2 separate regions of the Mus musculus genome follow, and region 2 is linked to region 1. Evidence: chromatin loops called from intact Hi-C (ENCODE). Cell type or tissue: left cerebral cortex. All regions are shown on one strand. Links, peaks and the distances in the headings refer to the core of each region. The heading gives the core; the rest is flanking DNA. Region 1 overlaps Gm32970 (a long non-coding RNA gene). Region 2 holds the start of Nipal2 (NIPA-like domain containing 2).

Region 1 (9,817 bases), core at 740-8,739:
AAGTACCCAAGAAGCTGAAGGGGTTTGCAACCCCATAGGAAGAACAACAATATCAACTAACCAAATCCCCCAGAGCTCCCATGGAGTAAACCACCAACCAAAGAGTACACATGGAGAGACCCATAGCTCCAGCCACATATGTAGCAGAGGATATGTAGCAGCCACATATGTAGCCTTCTAGGTCATCAATGGGAGCAGATGTCTTTGGTCCTATAAAGGTTCTATGACCCAGTGTAGGTGAATGCCAGGGCAGGGAAGCAGGAGTGGGGGGGAGCACCCTCACAGAAGCAGGAGGAGGGGGGAGTGGGATGGGGGGCTTCGCTAGGAGGGGGGAACCGGGAAAGGGGACAACATTTGAAATGTAAATAAAGAAAATATCCAATAAATAGAAAAAGAAAAAGAAAATGGTCTTGTCAAAGCCATCAAATTTCCCTGAGGCATACATATAGCCATTTCAAAAACAATAAACGTCTGAAGTAGTCTTAGGTAAATGTATTTTTTTGATCTAATCAATTTCTCAAGAGAGGGCTATAGAACAGCAAGGGCTGCAGCCTCTCCAATAAGTAACGTGAGTGTAACAACACTCAAAACTTCAAGGAGTAGGAGACACTTAAGAGAGTATCTGCTACCTTGGTCTCCATGGCCACACCCATCCTAAGGCTGTGAGGCTGAGCCCAGGACCCAGGGGTCCCACTGACTGCACAGTTCCACAAATACTATTAGAAAGGCGTGATGGACCAGCTGTCCACTAGTACTCTTCTCTAAGTCTTTCCGGATCTCAGCCTTCAGGGCAGGTAGTTTTCCTTACCCCTGGAGGTAGGATAGTCCCATGTAACTAATACTGACCAATTAGATGTGAGAACTTGATTACTGGGGGGAGGCCTTGAAAATGATCTTTTTTCTTTACATGACCACTGTGTCTCAAATGGTGGCTTCTCCATCCATCACACATTTTACAACCCAGCTTGTGATGGGCAAGCACTGTAAGCAGAAAGAAGTCCCTGAGACTTGGAGTGTGTTCCTGTGGTACACCTTTTCTGTCATGATAGATGGCATGCCCCTGGGCAGGGCCATCTGGAAACAACATTTGAAAACTCTAACTCAAGCACAAAGTTTGAGACACAAATTTCTCTTCCCTTGGTCCTGGGTCTCCCATGAATTCCTTGCCCCACCTAAGAAAGCACACAGTTCTCTAGTAGTGATTCTACCATAAAACTGCACTGGAGGAATGTGTCGCTTGCTTGGACAGGGGTGATACCCAAGGAGTATTGGTAGAGTTTCGTTAAGGATCGTGACGGTCCAAATGCGGAAAGAACCGTCCCTTTGTTTAGCCCCATTCTTGTTTACAGAAAGACCAGAACCTGTGGCAGGGGAACATGTACCCCCCAACTTCTAGATAAAGATTCTTACAGTGTCCCCAGTGCTGAGAAAGCAATGTGAGGAGAAACTTAGAAGTGTGGAAAACACAGCTGAAGGCCTAGGGCACTCCGCACACTCAGCTCCCAAATGTGGGAATGCTATGTGATGAGTTTATGAAATATAAAAGTCAAATGAATTTTTCATGAAGAAGTTATCTTCCCAAGATGCAATAATGGAAAATTCCTTTCAAGAACTGGTGTTTAGACCTCACAAAAATGCGCGGCAAATTGCATTGTGATTTATTTGTCAATGTTTTTATAGGTTAGGCGTTACTTTCTACCCCACAGCTGGAGTCAATTTTTAATATTTAAAAGTGGAAAGAAAGCAAAACCTAAACACATCCAGAGATGTCTGTTTTAGATTGAGCTTTTCCCAAACAGTGCTGTTTAGAACTGACCCCTGAGCATGGTCGGTCAGCTGCCAGCTGGCCTTTACTTCCCTGCAACACAGCATTAAAATACCTGGACTGGGCAGACTGCACATAAGACCTCCTAAATTGTAGCTGGTGGGTCTAGTGTTTATAACCAATTTCAAATGCATGTAGCCTGTCTGCCCTCTCAATTGAAGAAGCAAAAGTCTTTTTTGTTTTTTTACTCTAGATTTTCCTTCATGCCCCTAGCTCAAGGTGCTGTGAGCACGATTTTCAGGTCCAGTGGTTTCTGGATCCAGTAGATGGCCAGGTGAGTGGGAATCCCCTTGGTTACTCCTTTTTTGTTGCAAGCAATCCAACTACAAAAGAGCAAGCTGATTCTTTCAACCTCGGAGCTCCATGAAATCTAGTCTGAAAACTACTCAGGGCTCACCTTCCTGGGATTCCAGGTCAAAGAATATGCTGGATTTGCACTTGAGAGCTCATGGAAATATTCAAATTCCCAGCAAAGAGATCAAGCCTACACCCCTAATCTTATTGCTTGGGCCAAATCTACTTGAATGTGGGCTTCATCCTACCATGTGACCAAGCATTTACAAAATGAGACTGGGTCTCTGTTTCGTGAGAGATCATACAGTAGTTCCAGCAGCACACTATGTGTGTGTATGTGTGTGTGTGTGTGTGTGTGTGTGTGTGTGTGTGTTCATGCTCAGTTGTAGCTTCTACACCTGAAGCCAGCCATCATGCCGGCACTGACCGTTGCTAAGGGGGGCATGTATGTGCTTACCAACTACAGGTTCAGTAACACACAACATCTGGAGGGAGGGAAAACAACCCTAACTGTGACCGACACAGTTCCTTTGGGTAATATGGCTGATACCCTGCTCATGAAGGCGGTGTTTCTCTTGTCCTCTCCTGCTTTCTTCCTCTTGATCATTCTGGAGCCAAGACCCATAGGAAGAGTTGATTTCTTTCCAAATTCGTGCGTTGGTCTTGTTGAATCTGCCAGCCCAGGGCTGCTGACACCACCCCCAGTCAAGCTATGAGAAGCACTAACCACTTCATAGACACAAGCCAAAAAAAAAAAAAAAAAAAAAAAAAAAAAAAAAGCCTCCTTTGTAAGGTATGGAAATGTCAGACGTGCGAGAATTGGGCATCATATTCAGCTACTGTGCCTTTTCCTCAGCGCTCTCAACAGGAGCAGCACCCCAGGAGAACCCCTTCGGCATGCTGCCCCAATAGCATCAGAGACATAAGAGATGATGATGATAAGTGATTATTTCCCTGTCTTAAAAGGTTTTCTTGTGTCACAGAAAGGATTTGTCATGGATTTCCTTCTAAAAGTACACACCCTAAACCCACTTCCACACATGATTCGATTTAACCCGAAAAATCTTTATAAAACACACCTAAATGCTTTTTGAGATACAAGGACAACCACGACTAAAGTGCAGCGGATCTACCCGCCAGCAGGGGGAGCTCTTCCCCCTGGTTCAAGCTGCCATTCCAGTTCTCTAGTGGTCCACCCTTTTGCTCAAAAAACTTTGCTTGGGTTTAAAGAAGGTGGAGTAAAGACAGAAGCCGGCTGTCCAAAACAACAGATACGGGGACGGGATGCGGGGGAGGAGGGTGGTGTACTTTATCCCGAGGGCAGAGGACAGCTACTAAAGGATTCTCAGAAATGTGCGGCTTTGTATTGAGGCATCCTGTCTTTTTTGGCTCAGTATCTGACCTATTTGAGAAATCTATTGAAACACGCCACTTGGCACCGATTGTGATGCTGTTAGAGAGTTCATGGGCAAGACATTCTGAGAAAGGGATTGAAGATAAGCATCAGGAGGAAAGTACACTGCCTCCAGAAAACCAAGAAAGGCAGAGCCACCCTTGAGCTGGACCGCAGTGCAACACAATGCACGCATGGAATCCAAACATGGTCCAGAGACCAAAAGCTCTCATAAGCAAATGAGGAGTGACTTTTCTAAAGAAAGAGCTGGGAAAATGGTATTTCCTTCCTGTGCTGAGAAACAAAGTAAAGATACTCTGGGGAAAAGACGTGAGCTCCTAGGCACACAACTGGGTGCCATCTGTCACCCGCAAACAGCTGTGGCATGGAGAGTACAACCACATGTCTTTAGAGCTTCCCAAAGGAACCAAGAGAAAGTGACGAAAAGGCGAAATCAGTGTCTTCCTAAACGCTTATAACAGAATCAGGCTGCTGGGCTCTCCTTCCTGGGTGACTCTATTTGGCTTCTCATGACTAGATCCTCTCTAGCATCCAGCATCCAGGAGGATCTTTAAATCTGATCTTCTTAGAATCCCTCAAGGGCCTTCCATTACCTCCAGGCTAGAGTCCTAACTCTGTAATGTGATTTGGGAGAGCCCTGCAGACTCTCATCCCCGAGGCCACCATGTCTCAGTTCTTGTCCTTTCTGCTCTCTATGCCTTTCTGAAAGCCTTGCAGTTTTGTGTTTCGGGTGGTTCTGGAGGCCAATGTCCTTCCTTCTGTCTTCCATCACAGTGCTGGTTAGATGTCAAATGCATGTTGGACACTGTCCTGGAGATGGAGACCTGCAAATGCTTTCTCTTCCCTGGGTTCTACCACACTCAGGGTCTCGTTCTCTCAGTGTGTCCCCTTCCATATCCTTTTCCTCGTTTCCGTTAAGATATGGAATTATAAATTACTTCATTATGGGAGCCACCTTGACCCCACAAGAGTGGAAGAGACATTAGACTCTCCCCTAAACAATTCTATGCTTAATCCTTCGGTTTCATTTGTATAACTAGCTACTGACCCCTCGACACCACCATAAACACAAAGGTGGGGCTTTCCTTGCTGTATCTTCATGTTTAGTCCTGCATCTAACACTCCTTGAATTAACAAGGTTTATTATTAATGAAGTCTGGTCTGTGAATGGTATAGTCCTTGTCATATGCTATCTGGCTTCCCTGGTGCACTGTAAGGAATATTCTTCCTTCTCTGGAAGCTCCTGCTTATAGACAGCTCCATCACCTTAATATTTTATGGAACAGCCATTTTTTCAGATTATGAAGGCATTATCTCTGCTTAACTGAACACCAGGGTAGAGTCTAAGGCTCATGGTTCTCTTTGCATTCCAGCAACTAGATAGCTTTGTTAACAGGCCAGTTGGCTAAAGCTATGTACTGTTCATAGTTACTTTGTGTTGATGTGACCAAAATATCTGAAACAAACCATTTAAAGAAGGAGAAGTTTATTTTGGCTCAGAATATCAAAAGGGATTTCAGCCAGTGGTGGTGAGGAAGGCATGGGAGTGGAAAAGTGTGGAGGAGATGTCTCAGCACGGTGAACAAGAGAGCGAGGAGAATGGGCCCAGAGCAGGGGCCAAACAAGACCTTGAAAGGGCTGCCACCAGGGGCCTACTTCAGACACCTCATAGTCATTGTACGACCCTCCAGAATAACACTGTCATCTTGGTGGTGGGGGGGAAAAAGCCCAAAACTTCAAAATATGAGCTGGGGAGGGGAGACTTCACATTCAAACTGTAACAGGATACAAGAATGCATCTTCTGGACTTTTATGTAAAATATGTAAATGAATAGAGATCAGTGATTTCTAGAGCATCTCCTAGCAGTGCCAGATGCTCACTACACAACCATTTAACTCACTCTCTTATACTCTCCATACTCATTGGACCCAAACTCAACAGGGTCAAAGATGGGTCTTGTCAGTCTGATCACTGCAAAGAGGCAGACAGCCAATGTATTCATTGCACTGAACACCCCTTTCCAGTCACAGCAGATGGACAGAGAGAACATTGGCCTGATTTTGAGTGTTCAGAGATGACCAACAACCTTGGTGGTGGGAGAGCCACTTTCTGACCCACACATTCTTCAGTCTAGGCCCCACGTTTTCCCCACAGTATAAAGATGTAGCTGCAGACACATAGACACAACTGTCTTTTTAAAACTAGGCATGGCCCCCATGTACATAAGATATGTGGCTAAGAGCATTGGCCCTGCTAGGAGGCTGTCTTCCCTTTTCTAGCTTGTGGACTTGGACAGCCACTTGGTCTCTTCATGTTTCAGTTTCCTCATTGTATTGCTGAGAGGATTAAATCTGCTAATGAAAAGCATAGATCAATGTCTGACATGAGATGAATGTTACAGTCAAGGTGAGCTACCTTCATGATTGGAATGAGAGTGCTGAACAGATTTCAGGATCTATTTGGGTTGACACCTCCAGCTACCTTGCTGGGGGACAGGGACAGAGCAGCACACCTGTGCACAAGACATGTATTGTACAGTGATGTGGCGTGCACTGGAATGTCATGCTGGCTTCTAGAAGAGGCCTAGACTAAAGCAGGTGTGCTGGTCTGATGAGGTGTGGAGATCCACCTTCAGAATGTGACAAAGGATCCTAATGTGACTTCTGCTACTTCTTGGCTTAGGTCACACAGCATTTTGAACTCAAGTCAGTCCCAAGGGCATGATAATCTCAGCTTAGTCCTTGCTGCCAGCCTTTGTCCTTCATGAGCTGGAACCTGCTTTATAGACACTGCACAAATTCCTGGTGGAATCAGTTCACATGGAATCCAGGTGGTAAATATCTCCCAGGAAGGGCTGTGCAGAAGTATATCTTCCCACCGGAGGAAGGTAGGTTGGCTCAATGATATTCTCAGAAGAAGACAGAGAGGATGGTGCAAGGAGATCCAGATCCTGCGACAGCAGCCTCCTTTAGAGAGAATACAAACACCCATTTGGTTATCAATGACTTTGTGGGGAGATGGAGAGAGTGACAGATGTGAGCTTAGGACTTCACTGTAGCTCTGAGTTCAGGCTTCAGGAGTACAATGGCAGGACTTGTGGGGGGCTCGCACATAAACAGAGAATGGGCTCTTTTCTGAGAGCATCTGGGTTGTTGATGGTGCCCTGTCTGCTCATCCTGTTTCAGAGCTGAGCTAGGTGGGTTCAGACCACCCTGCCAGTCTCCTCTTCAGCATAGACTCCTGCAGTACAGTTCTAGAAGATGGGCTGAGGGAACAAAAGCACGCTGCTTCCACCTGATACCACCATACAATCACACGTAGGATTTCCTTCATTTCCAGCTGACCTCACCCTCCCCTCACCATTTGCTCCCACAGCTGCCACCTCAGGAAACAAGGGGGATGGAAGCTCTAAAGGTCAAACTTAGGTCAGCAAATTCTTATTGCAGAAAATGATCTGATAAGAGTTAGCTACCTTTTTTTTTTCTTTGAAGTTCCTATATGACCACTATCAGTAATGTTCTGTCTCTCTCAAATGTCTGTTTCTGTTTCACTGTCTTTCTTTCTTACACACACACACACACACACACACACACACCCTTTTGTTTACAGTCCAAGAGAGGCATATACATTCTTAATATATAACCCACCCTCATCACAACTCCAAAATTCTAAAAACCTACACATGCTCGTAAATAGAACACCCTTAAATGGAGCAAAATTTCTAAATACCCCATGACTCACACAGCTAAAATGTCCCCCGGGGAGCCCAACTTGGCAGCATACATTTTCCTATTAAAAATTGAGTTTAGAGATTTTCATGGCATCCAGCTCAATGCCAGGAAAAGCCCATCTGTGTGTAGTGTGGAAGTCAGCAGTCAGGAGATCCGGGAGACTAAATGGTATAAATACCTTATACCAGGTGGAAGTGCACATGCAGAAGCCACTCAGCAGAATAACGGACAGTCATGCCCCTGTAGTAGAATGAGCATTGGCTATAGAAGCAGGGATCTTGGTTCTTGCACAGGCTCTCCCCTACTGAGTTTTCCTAGGGAGCATATCTAGGAAAACCTCAAAGAGCCTATCCTCAACTCTAAAAGGAAAAGGCTAAACTAGACAGAGCAGTTTCCAGGACAAGTTTCCAGTGGCCAATGCTCTGAGGTTTGCCTAACACTTCCCTTACTCAAACGTCCTAGGTTAAGACTACTGTTGCCACATAAATGTCACAGCCAAAAAGAGTCCGGACGCCTGTCTTCCAGGTCTCTACCATAGCTAACCTATGGACATTCTAAACTCTCACACCTTACCAGGCTCTAGAAAAGTGTTGATTGTCATGGGAGAGGCTACTCAAAGGGCAAGGTGTGGCTCCAGGCTGATCTCCAGGCTGCCATTCATCATTCTCTTGTCTCAGGTGTTCCAAGAAGACAGAAGCTGAAAGAAATCTTAATGAGGGCTTTGTCTGCTGAAGGGCCACCAAGGGAGGCAAACAGCTTGGGGGTCTCAGTTCAGAGGCATCTCCCAACAGCCTGGAGCCTGGTTAGGGGCACAGGCTCTCCTTGTGGGGTCCCAGGCAGCCTCCGGCTAGAGGGTGGTCCTTGCAGCAGGATCCTGCTGATGCTAAGTCTCACCCACAGAGCTTGTCTTCCCCGCCTGCTTCTCATCAGCTTCTAGCTTCTTCCCACAGCTGTGCGCTCTGAAACCATGGCTACCTACGACTCCCATTCGGAGGAACACATGGGAGTTTTTTAGCCCTTTACTGGTATTGTTCCACCATGACTCCCTTTGTCCCTTCTTTCTCTCCTTCACATTTGGCTCAGGAGTCTTACTCAAGAGTGAGCAAGAGCCCAGATTCCAAGCCATATTCTTCCCCTTTAGTTTCCATTTCCTTAACAGTGTCCCTGCTTCAGGTCTCTCCTGTTCTTCCAAACAAAGCTGTGTGTCTCTTGCTCACTAACTTCACAACTTAGATTCCTCTAATTCCTTTAATTATTTGGTTGCTTACTTTCCTTTTCCCCATCCTCATGCCAGAGCCATTCTTCCCTTTGTCAGATGACATCCCATGATGCCAAGTTTCTGGCTTTCCTTCGATTTCAGCCAATGGGAAGCACAGGAAAAGGCTGGGCACTGGGAAGGTCTGTCCTTTACCACCTTTTGTGAGCTCTCTGGTCTATAGCCCAGGCCCATATAAGTCTGTTTGCCACCATGCAACTCTTTGTCTAGGTTTTTTGATTCCTGGCCACAGTCTTCCCTTTCCTTCCTGACCAGCCTTTCAGCTTAGATCGTAACTTGTATCTTCTTACTTCAGGAGCTCCATCATGCTGTGTCTTCCCACAATCCGTCCACACTGCTTTTGGGAGCAGTCACTGGGTCTTTTGAGGTAAATGCCATGTTGGGTTGCGGCCATGCGGATGGAGTAGCCCTCCAACATTTGTTTCAGAGTTTGAGTGGTTGAATCTTAGAAGTGCTTTGCTCTTAGCACCCTTGTTCACCAGAAGTTCTAGAAGAAGCTGAAGAAAGGGACTTCGAGACAGGATGGAATGTGCCCTGGGTACTAAAAAGGTACTTCTGTAATCTGTGGAAACCTCCCTGAAGAGAAGTTAGGCAGAAGCAGTCGCTGGAAGGAAAGAGGACACAGAAGAACCTCAGCTCTGCTTTAGAGTGTTTTAAAATTTACTTTTATTTGTTTGAATATTTTGTCTGCATGTATGTTTTTGCACCTGTTGTGTGCCTGGTCCTTTGGAGGCCACAAGAGGATGCCAGAATCCCTGGAACACAAATTTCAGATGGTTGTGAGCCACCATGTGGTGCTAGGAACTAAACCCCAGCCTTCTGCAAGAGTAGCTAGTGCTCTTAATGGCTTAGTTATCCTTCTACTCCCCCACCCTTGGAAGGGGGAAAGCCATAAAGAATTTATATGCCTGCCACTTCAAATTGACAAAGACCTCCTTTAACATTGGCTGTTCAAGGTCTGGCTGTATTGACACGTGCAGTCGATTCATGCATTCTGGTGACCACATAGCATCCCATCATATGGATCTCCATACCTGTTTGTTCCCTCACAGGGATTTGTGGGAGTTCCAGTCTCCATCTATTCTTGATTTCTATAAGCACTGCTTATAAAACACATTTGAGAATTTCTCTAGGAGGTCCCAGAAGTGGAGAGTTCAGTCACTAAGTATTTACAGTTTTACTAGATTTTGCGAAAACATGTTCTTCAGAAACTTCTGCCTAGTGGTCAAATTCCTGTTCCCCTACATTTTTTAATAGTACTTTCTTTTGTCACAAT
Region 2 (9,817 bases), core at 1-8,000, 65 kb before region 1:
CCCCCAATGGCTCCTGATTATCTGACAGATAAAACTAATTTCCTTACTTTTCCTTTAAGGCAATCTGGGACCAGATCCAAGGACCTAAGCCCTATTCCCACATTTAGTCTCCATTTTCCCTAACTGCCACATCTACCATTGAGTCTGGTCCACAAACTGTAGGCATGGAAATTCCTAGAAAGTGGAGCTGTTCCTTGTCATCAGGGTTTCCCTTTCCTAAAATGTCCTCCACCTGAACATACTTATCATAAAGACCTACCTATTCTTAAGTGTCCAACTGAATCCCTGACCATCCAGCTGAAAGCTACCTGACTGTGGATTTCCACTGGCTTTTACACCACTCACATGATACCACATGCCCCATTTTTGGAGTTACAGACATCTTCCTAGTCACCTAATAACATTCCTGAAAGAAAGGTTTGGGTCTCAGACCACACTGAATATTTCCATAGTGCTTAGGAACATTAATTAGCCTTTTGTCATGAAAATGTGTGGACACAACATTATCGTGCAGGCAAAACTCTGTCACACCTAACCTTCCATACCAGCTCCCCACCTTTCCAAGTGGGACAGGATCTCAGTGCAAACTGTAGTGGTTTCTTAGCTACTCGCCCAGGGTTACTACTGTTTGCTCTGAGACTTTCTGCTGCAGGCATTCTTACGTCAGTCTCTGGCAGCACTGCTTCTAAGTGGCCACTGTTCCATGAAAGCTCTTTGGGGGCAGCAGGACTTTTCAATGGAGGAAGGCTACTTGATAAGACCTGATGACAATCACTGTGAAAACACAGAGAGCTAGCTGGGCAACCACCAAAAAGAATCTGTGCAAGCATCTCAGATATGACAGAACTGAGGGAAACATCAAGAAGCCAGTCGATCCCAGGACCAATCATGAGTTGTGGGGCATGGGGGCTCAGACCTCACACTTGGTTTTTCTGAAGTGATAGGCCATATTCAGCCATCTCTCTCTTCAGTTAGTATCAGAAAGGAAAAGCTAGATTCCATTTATTTTTACTGTCCTGGACAATACTAGTGGCACTTGATAAAATGTTTGTTGAATTGATTTTAAAATTCAATTTGTACTTTTCCTTGAAACAAAAGTAATTGTCCTTTCAGCAACAGCAAAAGGCTAAAATACCATGGCTTTTAAGATGGCCTAACTCTGCACACTGATGAAAAAGGCTGACATCGTCTTATCTCAACCAACTGCAGCTAACGTGTCAGTTTAGGAGTTCCACTTAGCATCTTCTGGACACACCCTCCTGATGTACAACTGTGTACTATAAAGAGCAAGTTAAGCCTTGCAAACATCTGTGTCACATGATAATCTGTGCTTGGGAGAGCCAAGACAATCAAGAATTCCAGGAAATGTTTAAGAAAACTAATGACTACATAAGTTCTCTAGTGAAAACAATGGTTTCCTGGTTTGGATGATGCCTGGGTGGGTCACATCTACTAACTCTCTAATATTTTACCAAGAGCAGACCATTCATTCTTAAACTTATATTGGAAATGTGTCTACTACAAGCATAACATACACTAAGGAAAGTCTCTTCTTTGTAGTTCCACAGTGGAAGCAAGGAGAGTCAGTCAGTGTCTGAGCAATGCCCCTGCCCCATTTTGTTATCTTTTGTGACATAACAGTTTTAAAGCCATAATCTTTCCTGTGTTGAACATTAAAAAGATGATCTAAGCTTATTTATTCGTTATACAAATCACCTCCAAGTTCAGAAACAAACATTTAGGATACTTTTCAAGCATAAAAAGGATCTCTTTGATTAGTGGTTAAATATCCCACTGAGGACAACAGTAACAAAAATTTATGGCCTTATTCTTGCAAAGGAAAAAAGATCTGTGGCTTTGTTCATGCACAAGAACAAAGTAACAGGCTTAGGAAAACTAACGCAAGCCTGAAAGATCAATCACTTGCCCCACTTAGAGGAATATAAATGCTAGGGAGAGCTTTGCTTCTCTGCCTGATCTTAGGGCCAGCAGAGGGGGTAGGGGACACCTCCGATCCTCTTTGATGCTCTTAAATTTATATTGCCAGCATAAACCCGTGGTGTTTGGCTGACAGCAGCGAGCAATGAAGTACTGCAGCTGAGAGTATCTGGGAAGGTTGATGCTGAGATTGCTGGGACCTTGGAGACACAACTCTGCACAGAATTGACATTGGGAGCCCCTTAATGAGTTTCTGCTTCTGAGAAGGGTAGCACCATTTTTTATTTTTTAACTGTGAAAGGAAACTGGCCTGAAAAATAAGTGGAAATCCACCTCCACCGCCTTGCAGGAGGGGAAGAAAGCTGGGGGAGGCGAGGTCCTTGGGGACCCAAAGGCCCAAGAGTGAGACCAGGGAGCAGCCTGGGGGTCTGCTGCTCCGCCGAGGCCGGGAGGGGGGAAGGGGGCGGAGGGGATGGGTAGCCAAGTGTCAGCGTCACGTGTCAGCTCTACCCACTCGCCCAGTCGCGAGCGCGGAGAGCTGGCAGGAAGGCACCGAGGCCTGGCGCCTCCGCGGGGCCTGCGTGGAGCTGGCAGGCGGCGCGCTGTGGTGCGCGGGCGGCCTTACCTGGTTTCTGCGATACCAGGCGCTCGACAGCGAGCCGTTGCCCGGGCCTGGTGCCCAGTATGTGAAGTTCCGAGACAGCTCGTCTAGGACGGCCGAGGCGTCGTCCTCGGGGGCTGTGCGCGCCGGAGCCGCCATGAGGACTGAATCCACGCGCTGGGACTCGGGCGCGGCCCTCCCGTCCGTCCTCCCGCAGCCGCAGCCACTTCCTGCCCGGCGACCCGGCGCCGGCACCTGGCTCCTGCGGCACGCAGGTGAGGTCCGGGCTCGGCCCAGTTGCCGCCGCTCCCTTCTGGGCCCCGGTGCCTACACCTGTCAGCGCAGGAATGACATCATCTCTTTTGCCTCTGGGATCTACTGTGCACAAAGCAAATGTTTGTCCAAGTGCAGGGAGAAAAGGAGCTATCCATTAATCTAAAGAGTGACCGGCACCCTTGGCAGTTCCAGTTCGCGCGTGTAAAAGGTTTAAAATGTTCCACATATGGAAAAAAGAAAAAGCCATAATCTCCCTCTCCCCAATATTGGGCACATTGTGAATGAAGAGCCCAGCCACAGAGTGACCATTAGGAACTATTCGAAGAATAGAGAAGAGATATCCTATGGCAGCTGGATAGGCTGTCAGATAAGTTCATAAAGAATTGCTGAAACGTTGTCAGCTGCCCCATATGGTGATTTAAGTTGAGTCAGAAATGCTAAGAACAACCTTAAGTACGCATACTGGATATTCTAGTCTGACCGGTTTTAAACTCGGTTACACTACAAATGATCTTTGTCTTGTCTGTCACTTTGAACATTCTGTGATTTTTGTGTTATTACATGAAGTGTCTACACTGGGAATTTGTTTTCAAGACACTGAGACTCTTTAAGCTATGCACTTTAAAGATAGGGGAGAGAGGAAACAAGACAGGAAGAGAGGAGAGGGGAGGGAAGGAGAAGAGAGGAGAGGAGGGAGAAAGGAGGAGGAGGAGAGGGGGGATAGAAGGAGGGAGGGAAGAAGGGAGAGAGGAAGAGAGAGAGGGAAAAAGGGACCTGGGAGAAAGCTGTGATGATTTCTTAGGGGAAATATGTAAAGCAGAGAAGAGAGTGTAAGTCATTTCAGACGCAAAAAAAAAAAAAAAAAAAAAAAAAAAAAAAAAAAGGCAAGTCGTCCTGACAGTTGTGTTGGTTCTTGCTTGAGTAAACAAAATGTTAAGTCAACAATTAATAATTGTAGCTAACTATGTTCAATTTAAAGAAACGAATTTATTTCAATTAAATACCCCAAAGAAAAATCAATTCGCTATATAAATTTCATTAATTTCATAAGTATATGGTGCTATAAATCGAACCCATTGCCTTTAGATGTTAAGCAAGCACCATACCCCTGAAACACATGCCTGCTATGTGATTCTAGGACACTCCCATCCCTCAGCTCTGCCATGCCTGGGATCCGCATACTCTTTAATGGAAAATGGTTGTCCAAGAATCGCCAACCTCCACAACCATCATCTCTCCTCCTTTGACCCCATTGGCTGGGAATAAGTCACATGCCTAGCTTTACTTGCCAGAGATTTTGGGGCATTTCCCTCCTGGAGAGTAGTATGTGAGGATAGATGAGGAGGGGTGGCAGAGGGGAACTGGCAGAGCTTGGCACAATCACTCCTGAGTATTATCTGTCAGCCAGATTGTAAGTAGGCATGCAGGCAGGCTCTAACAAGCAAAATACTAAACAGATCGACCTTCCCCATCTCCAGGGACGTTCACAGGTTTGTGCCTGCTCTGTGAGACCTTTATGATCAGGCCCCCATGCTCTGTTGCTCACAACTCAGAAGCTTCTTCACTTCTTAACTTAGAAAATCAGTTTCGATCTCTTTATATTTGTATAAAACCTTTGGAGAAAGAAAGCACTTGATGGAGAAACATGTGAAGCCTACGTGCTGTTGGTTAGTCGATCGATGGGTTCCAAGATGCGGCTGCCATCACTGCTGCTGCCCTAGTGTGTGTGGGTGGTTGAAACAAGCAATTCGTGACCAGAGTGCCTTCCCACGGGGTTCACAGGAGGCGGCAGGGATGCGTGTGAACTATTTTGGTCCCAGCCCTGTAGGTGGAGCTTCGAAGACTGTTCCTGCTTTTGTTGGCCTCTGCCTCTTGCAGGGCTTCTTGGGGGCGAGGCAGATTTCATTTCAGTCTCTCAGTTCTTGGTGCTACAATCTAAGGGCTGACTTCTTGTTAATTCTAGTGCCACATCATTTGAAGCTGGACTTCACTTAGCACTTGAAGAATGGGTTCCATTTGGTCCTCCTTATTTGGGATCATTTAATTGCAGAATTAGTAAAACTTTAAAAACATCATTTTTAGCAAGACACAGTTAACACTAGTGTTTTGTTTTTTGATTTGTTATCATGATTATTATTATGACTATTATCACTATTATTATTATTATTATTATTAGTAGTAGTAGTATTTAACAATGAGCATCTCAGAATAAATGGAGGGTTCAAGGTAAAGATCAGCTCCAGTATCTCACTTCCTATATGCAAGTGAACTACAGAGTGGAGATTTTAAAGAGAACCTTACAAAAAGAGGCTTGACAGATTGCCTGTATTCAGAGCCTGATAACTGCTTGTTTGCTGTGTGACTTTGACACAGTAATTTTGTTTCTCTGAGCCTTTCAGTCTTTTACATAAAAGGAAGACAATGAGGAACAGGAGAGATGGCTCAGTGGTTAAGAGCACAACTTGCTCTTTCAGAGGACCCAGGTCCAATTCCCATTGACCAATTCCAATGACAGCTAAAACCATCTATAACTCCAGTCCCAGGGAATCTGAAACCCTCTTTTGGTTCCCTAGGGAAACATGCACAGGGTATATAGACATACATATAGGCAAAACACCAATATACACAAAATAGAAATAAATAAAATTGCAAAAACAATTTATTTTTTTACTTACTTTACATTCCACTCACTGCCCATCTCCCAGTTGCCCCTCCCACAATCCTTTCCCCCATCTCCCTATGCCCCTTCCCTTCACCTCTGAGTGGGAGGGGCCCTCTGGATATCCCTCACCCTGACACATGGAGTTTGCAAGGTTAGGCACATCTTTTCCCACTGAGGCAAAAACAATTTTTAAAAGGACAGAATTTAGTACTGAAAGCAAAATATTCAATAAATGCTGAAGTATTCAGTAAATGTTGGCTGTTGCTACCTAGAACATTAAAATTGAAACTTCCTTAAACAAATACAAAGGCACAAACCATACAGGGAAATTTGAAAAATGTAATTACAACAAAGCCGAGAACTTTTATACATCAATAGACAGTATGGAATAGAAAAGGAAAGTCACAAACTGAGAACCCTTATTTATCACACCTACAATGGACAAAAATTCATATATATATATATATATATATATATATATATATGTATATATATGCCAGAATACACAAATATCAGTGGTTAATAATAATAATGAAAAATATTTTAACCTTAACAATAGAGAAAATGCAAATTGAAACCCTCTGTGACAACCACTTCCCACTCATTGTTTTGAAAAAGTAAAATTTTAAAGATTTATATATCATGCACTATGTATACAAAATGAGGCTTTATTCGGTCTTATAGAAAGTGAAATTAAGTCATTTACAGGAAAACAGATGGAATCAGAGATTATCATGTTAAGCAAAATAAGCCAGATAAGGCAAATATGGCATGTTTTTCTCTCAGATATGGAGTGTTGTTTTAAGTGTGTATATATGTGTGTGTATGTATAAGTTTGTGTGTATGTGTGTGTATGTTCATGCTACTTATGACTGGGTCCCCAAAGACAGCAGAAGAAGGCATCTGATCTCTCAAGCCAGAGTTACAGGCAGTTGTGAGCCACCTAATATGGCTACTGAGAACTGATCCTTGTATAAGAGCAGCAAAAACTCCAGAGCCATTTCTCCATTCCGTCTACCGAGTCTTATATAAAGTGTCATGTACTTATGCATAACTTACACACATCTTCTCACATTGTTGCATGCCTTCTACATAAGATCCCAGCATGAGGTGAATGTTCTGTTCATAGTTGCTACACTATGTTGTTTAGGGAATGATGGCACTGGAAGTCTGAACTTGTTCTGTACATAAATGTCCTTCCCAAATATTGTTAACCCACACCAGAGTGAATACAAGTATGTGGCATTTGCAGATACAGAAAGCTGACAGTGTACCCCCAAATAAAGTTCAAGTGAATAGCAAAACCAGGAAATTGGTGGGGCCTTGCATGGTGAATGAAGCCTTAATGGGGAAGTTTGGGGTCCCTCAGGAAAGGGGCAGAACTGGTGGGTGCTGTGAGATAACTCCTACAAGCCAGGGCAGTTTAAATGGAGAAACACCAGAGAAGATATGGAGAAAGCCAGGATAGAAGGTATCTTCTTATCAAAGACAACCGGTGAAGCATGGTGGAGGGGCACAGGGGATGAGTTTATGGTTAATGTGCATGGATGCTAAGGGCTCCACTAGCTGACATGAAGGTGAAAAAACAATGGTCAATATAAAAGGAAAGAATAAGTTTAGTTTGAGTTTGATAATCATGAATTTAGAAAGTTTAGAACATTCTAGAAGGAAAGGATGTGCAGGTACACAAAGGAGGAGTAAGGTAAGAGCCAAGGAACTCAGTATGGGAGTTATCCACATGCAGGTGTCTGAGACTAGCTAGAGAGACATGTGGCCAACTTCTTTTAGAGCAGTAGTTTGTAAACGTCTGCTAAATAATAAATATTTTACTGTTTGTGGGCCATATGCTCTGTGTCACTATTACTCAATTGTGCCACTGCAATGTGAAAGCAGCCAAGGACATGTAAACAAATGGATGAGACTGTTTTCCAATAAAACTTTATTTACAAACACAGAAAGCTGCTGGTTTCATCCCATGGGCACGGTTTGCCAGCTTCTCTTTGGGAGAGAAAAAGGCAAACACAGAATACCAGGCCAACAAAGACCACTGGCGAGGTAATACTTCACTAGTATTCGTTGTCTGTGGGTGACAGGATCCCAATTCAAAGCTAAGTTAAGCAAGTCATAATTACAGGTTGAAAAGGCAGGGTAGAGCTTGGCTATGGGTGTACCTAATCCTGGGGTTTAGGCTTGATCTTCAGATCAGTTTCAAACAGGTGAGATCATAGCCACAGCGGCTCCTAGTGTCTATCTTAAAAGCCTGGGTTGAGAAAGATAAAGGGAGGAGACAAAGTGAACTACTGGTTCCAGCTCCACACGTGTGCACATGACAAGATATTTGTGCTATTTCATCCCTTGCTCAGTGGTCACAACAGCTCTGTCTTAGGATTTCCATTGCTGTGAACAGACACCATGATGAAGGCAACTCTTAGAAGGACAACATTTAATTGGGGCTGGCTAACAGGGTCAGAGGTTCAGTCCATTTTCATCATGGCAGGAGCATGGTAGCTTCCGGGCAGGCACGGCATAGAGGAGGAGCTGAGAGTTCTACATCTTGTTCTGAAGGCAAACAGAAGAAGATTGTCTCCCACATGAATAGTAGAAGGGTCTCAAGCCTCCCTCCCACAGTGACACAGTTCCTCCAACAGGGCCACACCCCCTAGTAGTGGCACTCCCTGGGTTGAACATCCAAACCACCATAGGCTCCCACTAGAGGTATTTTCTCAGTTATGCTAAGTCATGTGGCTTATTGTGGCCAGTGGGAAAGTGACAGAGAAACAGTTCTGGGCCAAGACCTTCAGATGCCTTTCTTTCTTGTCTACTTGTTTTGTTCCCTGAGCTTTTCCCTGGTTATAAATAAATAAATAAATAAATAAATAAATAAATAAATAAATAAATAAAAGGCCCTTTGTGGGAGAGTAAAGAAAACCATGAAGGAGGTTTGAAGCTAGTCCTTATAGTCGTCAACAGAACTACATCTTTCCTTAAGATTCTTGATCAAGGAAAGATCTGGGGTGTCCCCAACCTAATGACTCTGACCTTTTCTTGGCTCCTTTCAGGACCTCTTTCTTTCTCTTACCTCTCCATCATTGTATACCCTGACACACCATCCCACTTGCCTTTACAGTCTTCTGACCAGGGAGAGATTCTCTAAGCTACATCCCTCTGAGCCTGGTGATACTTCAGCTTGTTGTGTCATGCCCTGCCCCTGGCCATTATGTCCCCATCCTCCCCCATCGCTCCTCCACCCCAGGCAGGCAAGCCCTGCCTCATTTTTCATTAACATAATAGATCTCCTGTGGTTACTTGCTTCCTAAGTATGTTCTCTTGGCAACAACTGAGAATTTGGGTACATGGACAGGGGTAAGGGGTTGGTCTGGAAGAATTACCTCTCAAATCTTGACACAAAGTAGGTTTGTTACTGATAGGCCTATTCCTGAACTGAAGAAAATATCCAGGGAAAGTGAGATAAGAACTTTAACTTTAGGAATAAGATAGTTCCTTTGAGTGATAACAGATTTTGATTACCACTGCTCATTGGAAGGGCCCTTAAGAGGAAACTACAGGGCCTGACTAGGTATCATTTCTATCATTTTTTTCTTTTCTTTCTTTCTTTTGGGGGAAGGTAGGGGGGTAGTTTATATTGTAATCAAGTCAAATTTTTGTGACTATCTGTCCTGGACAGAACTCATTTTTCATGACAGAGTTCACTTCTGCATCCTCAGCTCATTCTCCCAGTTACCACACTGTATGCTGTTATCTGCAGCAGCTGCTGAAGCTCACCCAGGACCCGTGCTTCCAGAAACGATTGTGGAAATCATGAAAGAACCTAGATCTGTCCTTTGCTTGAATGGCTTCACTTCAGTTTAGGGGAGAGGATGCACACATTGAAAGATAAATATGTATAAACTAAGCAACTAAATGCGGAGGAATGAAGAGGCTAATCACAGACTTCAGAATAATATATTTGCACTGGAAAGACCTTCAAGGTCATGATTCCTGGGGGCATGGGAGAAAAGAGTGGGCCAAAATGAATGCGATAGTATGCACAACTGTAGAATGCCAGGATGGAAGAAGAACTTATAAATGTATGTGCAGGGACAGGGAACTGAGGCCCAGGAGACGCATGTTCCACCTAGCAGCTCGATGCCTGGAGAGCAGCCTCTGGGAACAGCTTGAGAGCCAGATTGCTAATTAGAATTTTTTTTCTGTGTAGTTTTCCAGGATCTGTATGGAGTGTCATATGCATCTTGGCAGGCTCCCTAAACCCATCTAGTCAGTCAAGCGCCATGGCTGCTCCACCGACTCACATGTGCTCCTTCTGAAAGCCTCTCTCTCTC

Evidence for each region. Peaks named below come from ENCODE experiments on the same cell type or tissue, not always from the same donor. Only the 100,000 strongest peaks of a DNase experiment are listed, where the experiment ranks them.
Region 2: it touches region 1 in a loop (4-fold over the local background); 2 of 42 quality-filtered maps call a loop at or near these places.

The regions. Positions count from the first base shown.
Region 1 is chr15:34,739,968-34,749,784 of GRCm38, forward strand. Gm32970 (a long non-coding RNA gene) reads right to left here. Exons shown (of 7, transcript XR_383919.3): 6 at 7,839-9,145; 7 at 5,003-6,500. Among named protein-coding and RNA genes, the nearest start is that of Nipal2, 66 kb to the left of the region's middle. In left cerebral cortex, for the core only: a CTCF peak has its summit at 3,261 (motif pointing right); DNase peaks (open chromatin) are centred at 3,269, 5,131, 7,299 and 8,198.
Region 2 is chr15:34,675,996-34,685,812 of GRCm38, forward strand. Nipal2 (NIPA-like domain containing 2) reads right to left here and starts at 2,711. Exons shown (of 11, transcript NM_145469.5): 1 at 2,564-2,711. The coding sequence starts at 2,698. It overlaps 4930413F20Rik (RIKEN cDNA 4930413F20 gene), which reads left to right. Exons shown (of 4, transcript NR_045883.2): 3 at 2,048-2,206; 4 at 2,583-3,209. In left cerebral cortex, for the core only: a CTCF peak has its summit at 4,637; DNase peaks (open chromatin) are centred at 2,149, 2,548, 3,254, 4,202 and 1 more place; H3K4me3 peaks cover 1,446 bases; H3K27ac peaks cover 3,799 bases.